2 separate regions of the Homo sapiens genome follow, and region 2 is linked to region 1. Evidence: read pairs that join two places in POLR2A ChIA-PET (ENCODE). Cell type or tissue: HepG2. All regions are shown on one strand.

The links. Peaks named below come from ENCODE experiments on the same cell type or tissue, not always from the same donor. Only the 100,000 strongest peaks of a DNase experiment are listed, where the experiment ranks them.
Region 2: POLR2A ChIA-PET joins it to region 1 with 5 read pairs; 1 of 35 experiments calls an interaction of 5 or more read pairs at or near these places.

Annotation. Positions count from the first base shown.
Region 1 is chr12:56,475,987-56,478,486 of GRCh38, reverse strand. It overlaps SPRYD4 (SPRY domain containing 4), which reads right to left. Exons shown (of 2, transcript NM_207344.4): 2 at 1-2,500. GLS2 (glutaminase 2) reads left to right here. Exons shown (of 18, transcript NM_013267.4): 5 at 225-304; 6 at 391-554; 7 at 769-827. Among named protein-coding and RNA genes, the nearest start is that of SPRYD4, 8.7 kb to the right of the region's middle. In HepG2, no CTCF peak of the experiment used is centred here; a DNase peak (open chromatin) is centred at 1,366.
Region 2 is chr12:57,153,544-57,156,043 of GRCh38, reverse strand. It overlaps LRP1 (LDL receptor related protein 1), which reads right to left. Exons shown (of 89, transcript NM_002332.3): 7 at 1,674-1,836; 8 at 1,343-1,565. Among named protein-coding and RNA genes, the nearest start is that of LRP1-AS, 7.2 kb to the right of the region's middle. In HepG2, no CTCF peak of the experiment used is centred here; a DNase peak (open chromatin) is centred at 1,013.

The sequences.
Region 1 (2,500 bases):
CATTGGCTTTACTGCTATCTCTACAGGATTGCGGATACACAAAGATATGGCCTTCTAGGACTTAAGGCTCGGGCATTTCTGGGAGCAACAGGCAGGAGGGAACCCCTCTGCCCTATAGAAGACAGAATTTTAGCTTTTATCTAAAAGATTCTCTTGACCCTCAACCTCAACTCTGTTCCTCTTCTCCACATCCATCTCCCTTTTCTCTACCCACTCATGTCCAGGTGGCAGCCTACATCCCTCAGCTGGCCAAGTCAAACCCAGACCTGTGGGGTGTCTCCCTGTGCACTGTGGATGGTCAACGGTGAGATGCTGGGCAAGAGGAAGGGGAGGCAGGGCACAGGTGCCGAACACAGGCCAACCCCTTTCATGGCATCTGTCTGCCTCCAGGCACTCTGTGGGCCACACAAAGATCCCCTTCTGCCTGCAGTCCTGTGTGAAGCCCCTCACCTATGCCATCTCCATAAGCACCCTAGGCACTGACTACGTGCACAAGTTTGTGGGCAAAGAGCCAAGTGGCCTGCGCTACAACAAGCTCTCCCTCAATGAGGAAGGTGAGCACTACCAAGGCTCAGACCGTACTTACAGCTGTCCCCTTCTCCTTATCCCCACCCCATCTCCCAGCCTTTTTTGTTTCTCTGCCCTTCCTGATTAGCCCTGTCATGCCTTTCTCCCTAGCAGTCTTTCTTGTCTAACCCACAAAGTGAGCGGGCTGTCAGGGAGGCTTTGTTCAGTGGCTAAGACTCTTGGTGGTTTGTATTTCCCCAGGAATCCCCCATAACCCCATGGTCAATGCTGGTGCCATTGTTGTCAGCTCCCTGATCAAGGTCAGTGCCACCTTAACCTTCTGATAGGTATTATCCTCTAAGCTCCTGTGTTCCTGTATCCCTCATATTTGTTCAGCTCTCCAGGGAGACTGGTGGGGCTCTGATTCCTTTGAGGGTCCCCAGAAGGCACATGAGGCACAGCAGGGACCCACATGTTATGCTGACAATGTCAGTATAAGAGACTGCACCACCTCCGTCATCCCCACTCAGTACTGTTCCCTGCCCCCACCCATGAGTCTAGAGCCTAGAGCTTTCTGACCCTTAGAGAAGTGAGCAGGTCCTGACCCCTGCCTAGGACCAAGGGCCAAATGCCAGAGACAAGGGGAGGACAGCACTATTGGGCACTGATTGGCCACTTCTGGGTGTGGGACACCTGCAGGCAAGGGTGAATGGCCAGGCCAGGGCAGTTATTCACGTCACCTGGAACTGTGAGTTGGCCTTGAACAGGGTGTCAGACTAGCCCATCAGCTGTAGGTCTCCCAGGGCTTGAGCAAGAACCTGGGAGCAGCTGGGCAGCAACACCCTGGAGCCAATCACAGCCCCTCCTGGGGAAGGTGGTGTTAGGAATCCTCCCCTCAGGGACTCAGGTATCAGAGTCCCTGTGGTATTGACTCTGTAGTTGACACATGAGTAAGCAATGAGTCTGGGTGAGGAAAAGAGGCTGAGTCTCTCCCCTTGTTCTGTGATGGCTCCATCTACAAACCTGTATCTGGGACCTGCCTCATCCCATTCCCATCTAAGTAGGACCTTTTTTAAAAAATATAGAGGCCAGGCGCGGTGGCTCACGCCTGTAATCCCAACACTTTGGGAGGCCGAGGTGGGCAAATCACGAGGTCAGGAGATCGAGACCATCCTGGCTAGCACGGTGAAACCCCGTCTCTACTAAAAATACAAAAAATTAGCCAGGCTTGGTGGTGGGCACCTGTGGTCCCAGCTGCTCGGGAGGCTAAGGCAGGAGAATGGTATGAACCCGGGAGGCGGAGCTTGCAGTTGAGCCGAGATCCTGCCACTGCACTCCAGCCTGGGCGACAGAGCAAGACTCCATCTCAAAAAAAAAAAAAAAAAAAAATTGAGGCAGGGTCTCTCCTATGTTGCCTAGGCTGGTCTCAAACCCCTGGTCTCAAGCGATCCTCCTGCCTCAGCCCCCCAAATTGCTGAGATTACAGGCATGAACCATCATGCTGGCCAATGGGATGGAGTAAAGCTCCAGCATGGGGTGTAAGGAATGGGGATGGAGATCAGGGATAGGGTGGGGCTAGGAGACAGGATTCGAGTCAGGAAAATGAACGTGGGAGTCAGGGATGAGGGTTTGGATTGAGAATGGAAGTGGGATGGCCCAGCAAGCTGGCTCATGCCTGTAATCCGAGCTACTTGGAGGCTGAAGTGGGAGGATCGCTTGAGCCTGGGAGGTCAAAGCTGCAGTGAGCCATGATCGTGCCACTGCACTCCAGCCTGGGTGACAAGGGTGACAAAGCAAGACTGTCTCAAAAAAAAGAAAGAGAAAGAGAGGAGCCAATGGAAGTGCGGTGTTTTCAGAAGGATAAAAAAAGGGCCATTATAAAATTGAACACATTTGCAGCAGCAGGACCAGACTAACACTAGAACTCCACTAGATCCTTCTGACCCTTCCCTCTGTCATCCTCCTACACTTAGAATGCTGACATCTCTCTCTT
Region 2 (2,500 bases), 680 kb before region 1:
CTCTGTCCTGGAGATCCCCTCAGCTTCCTCCAGACTTCATGACCTGCATTCCCCAATTCATCCTGTAGTTTTTAATTTTTATTTATTTATTTTGAGACGGGACCTCACTCTGTCACCCAGGCTGAAGTGCAATGGCACGATCACGGCTCACTGCAGTCTCCACCTCCTGGGCTTAAGCGGCCCTCCTGCTTCAGCCTCCTGAGTAGTTGGGACTACAGGAACATACCACCACACCTGGCTAATTAAAACAAATTTTGTGTAGAGATGGGGTTTCCCTATGTTGCTCAGGCTGGTCTCGACCTCCGAGGCTCAAGCACTTCTCCTGCCTCAGCCTCCCAAAGTGCTGGGATTACAGGTGTGGGCTACCGTGCCTGGCCCCACCATTTTTTAACTCAATGCTTTACTCCTGTCTCCTCTGGCTGGACTAACCTATTCTGAAGATTTTTGCTTACCAAGATCCCACTCATCCTCTACAGAGCATGTCTTTAAAGAATTTATGGAATCTTCTAACCAGAGATGTTTTCTCCTTCTATACATCCTCCGTGACACTGCTATCTATCCGTGTCTGGCACAGTGATTTGTGGACTTATCTCACCCACTCTACTCAGACCCCTTGAGGGCAGAAACCCTGTCCTTCACAGAATTAGGCACTCGTTAGACACTTTAGTGATTTTAGACTGAATTAGAGATGGGCTCTAAACTCTGTCCACAGAGGACATTCTTAGTCTGTTATGAGGGCTAAGAGGACACACTTGCCCCAAGCAAGTCCTGTAACACCCCTGACTACCCACATAGCTTATCTGCGGTGGCCAACTGTCCTAGTTTGCCTAAGACAAAGGTAAGGGTTTGCTGGCTTACCAGACTTTCAGGGCTAAAACTGGGACAGTCCTAGGCAAACTGGGCTGGTTGCTCACACTAATTATCCCACAATGGAGATGCCACCTCTGAGCCAGCAAGGCTTCTAGAACAAGTTCCAGTGCTATCACCCGGCTTTGTAAACACAGGCAAATCACCTAACCTCTTTGATCCTGCTTTTTCATCTGCTGAAAGGGAACTGAACCACCTCCCTGTTCATCAGCTAGGGGTTATTATAAGGGTCAAATGAGAAACAGGAAGTAAACAGAAGTGGTGTTTCTAAAATGACTGTTCCCATCACAGTGGAACCCGTATCTTGTCCTTTCTCTGCAGTATTCAAGCCCACCCCACTCCCACTAGAGGCCTGGGGCATCCACGCTCTTTACCAGGAGACTCAGAGAACGGTTCCCCTACAGAGGCTTCCCCCCTCACCAGAAGGCCCTGGATCATGGTTCCCCCACAAAACCTCAGACAGTAGCTCCCTCACCAGGATGCCCTGGATGATGGTCTGGCGGCCCTTGCCCTCATAGTCCACCACTTCAATATAGTCCAGATAGGCATCTGCCCAGTAGACAAGGCGGCTGACCAGGTCCAGCGTGATGCCATGAGGAAACACAATCTTGCTGTCGACGAGCTTGGTGCGGTTCTGCCCATCCATGTCACAGCGTTCCACCTTTGGGATCTGCCCATAGTCAGTGAAAAACACCTTCCTGTGGGAAGATGCATGTTAAATGGGGTCTGGACATTGGGCACCCTCCTTACCACTGTAGCCTCAGCCTCCCACCTTCCAGGGCCAGAACCCCGCCTGCCACTCTCACCCCATGGCAGGGTCCAGGGCAATGCCCTTGGGGTTGTAGAGTTCCAGGTCTAGCAATGTGACACATGTGTCCCCATTTCTGTTGCAGACAAAGATCCTATCATCGATGTCATCCACAAAGTAGAAGTTGCCTGTCAGCCAGTCGATGGCCATCTGTTCCACGTCTGGAGAGTACGAATGAAAGAGCCATGGGGTGGGGTAGGCCCTCTTGCAGAGATGCCCACCCTTTGCTGGTGAGAACCCACACCTGGAAGCCCACCTTCTCTGGACGCCCTCCCACCCAACACCCCCATGCTTAGCTCAGAGTGGATATACAGGAGGGCTTGCGTAAATGCTGGCTGGCTGGTTGACTGACAGACTTCCCAATTCTAGCCCATCCTTGAAAAGGGACCATCTTCTTGGGGCACCAAAAGGTAGAGAGCACAGGTCCACTAGCTCAGTCCAGTTTTTTTTTTTTTTTAACTTTGCTTTTACTTGGGATAAGAGCACTGAGGCTACCAAAACATTACACATCTTTGCTTTTCACTGGACTTTTATCTACCATCTACAGTAAATCTAGTTATCTCATGCTAACCAGAAGCACTGACTGGAAGCTGGACATATGGCATAAATTTTTAAAGTGGAAAAGCAGGGTACACGCTAATAAACCCAGTTTGGGAGAAAAGTATTTCAAAATATGAACTCTACAGAGATGCCAAAGGGAAGATCCATGGGGGCAAAAGGTTGGGCACCAGTGACATGGGCCAAACTTCCTCTACTCAGCCCCAGTCCCCTGTTCCTGCAATGTCCTTATTGCTCAATGTCCTCATGTCCTGGGGAGGGTCAGAA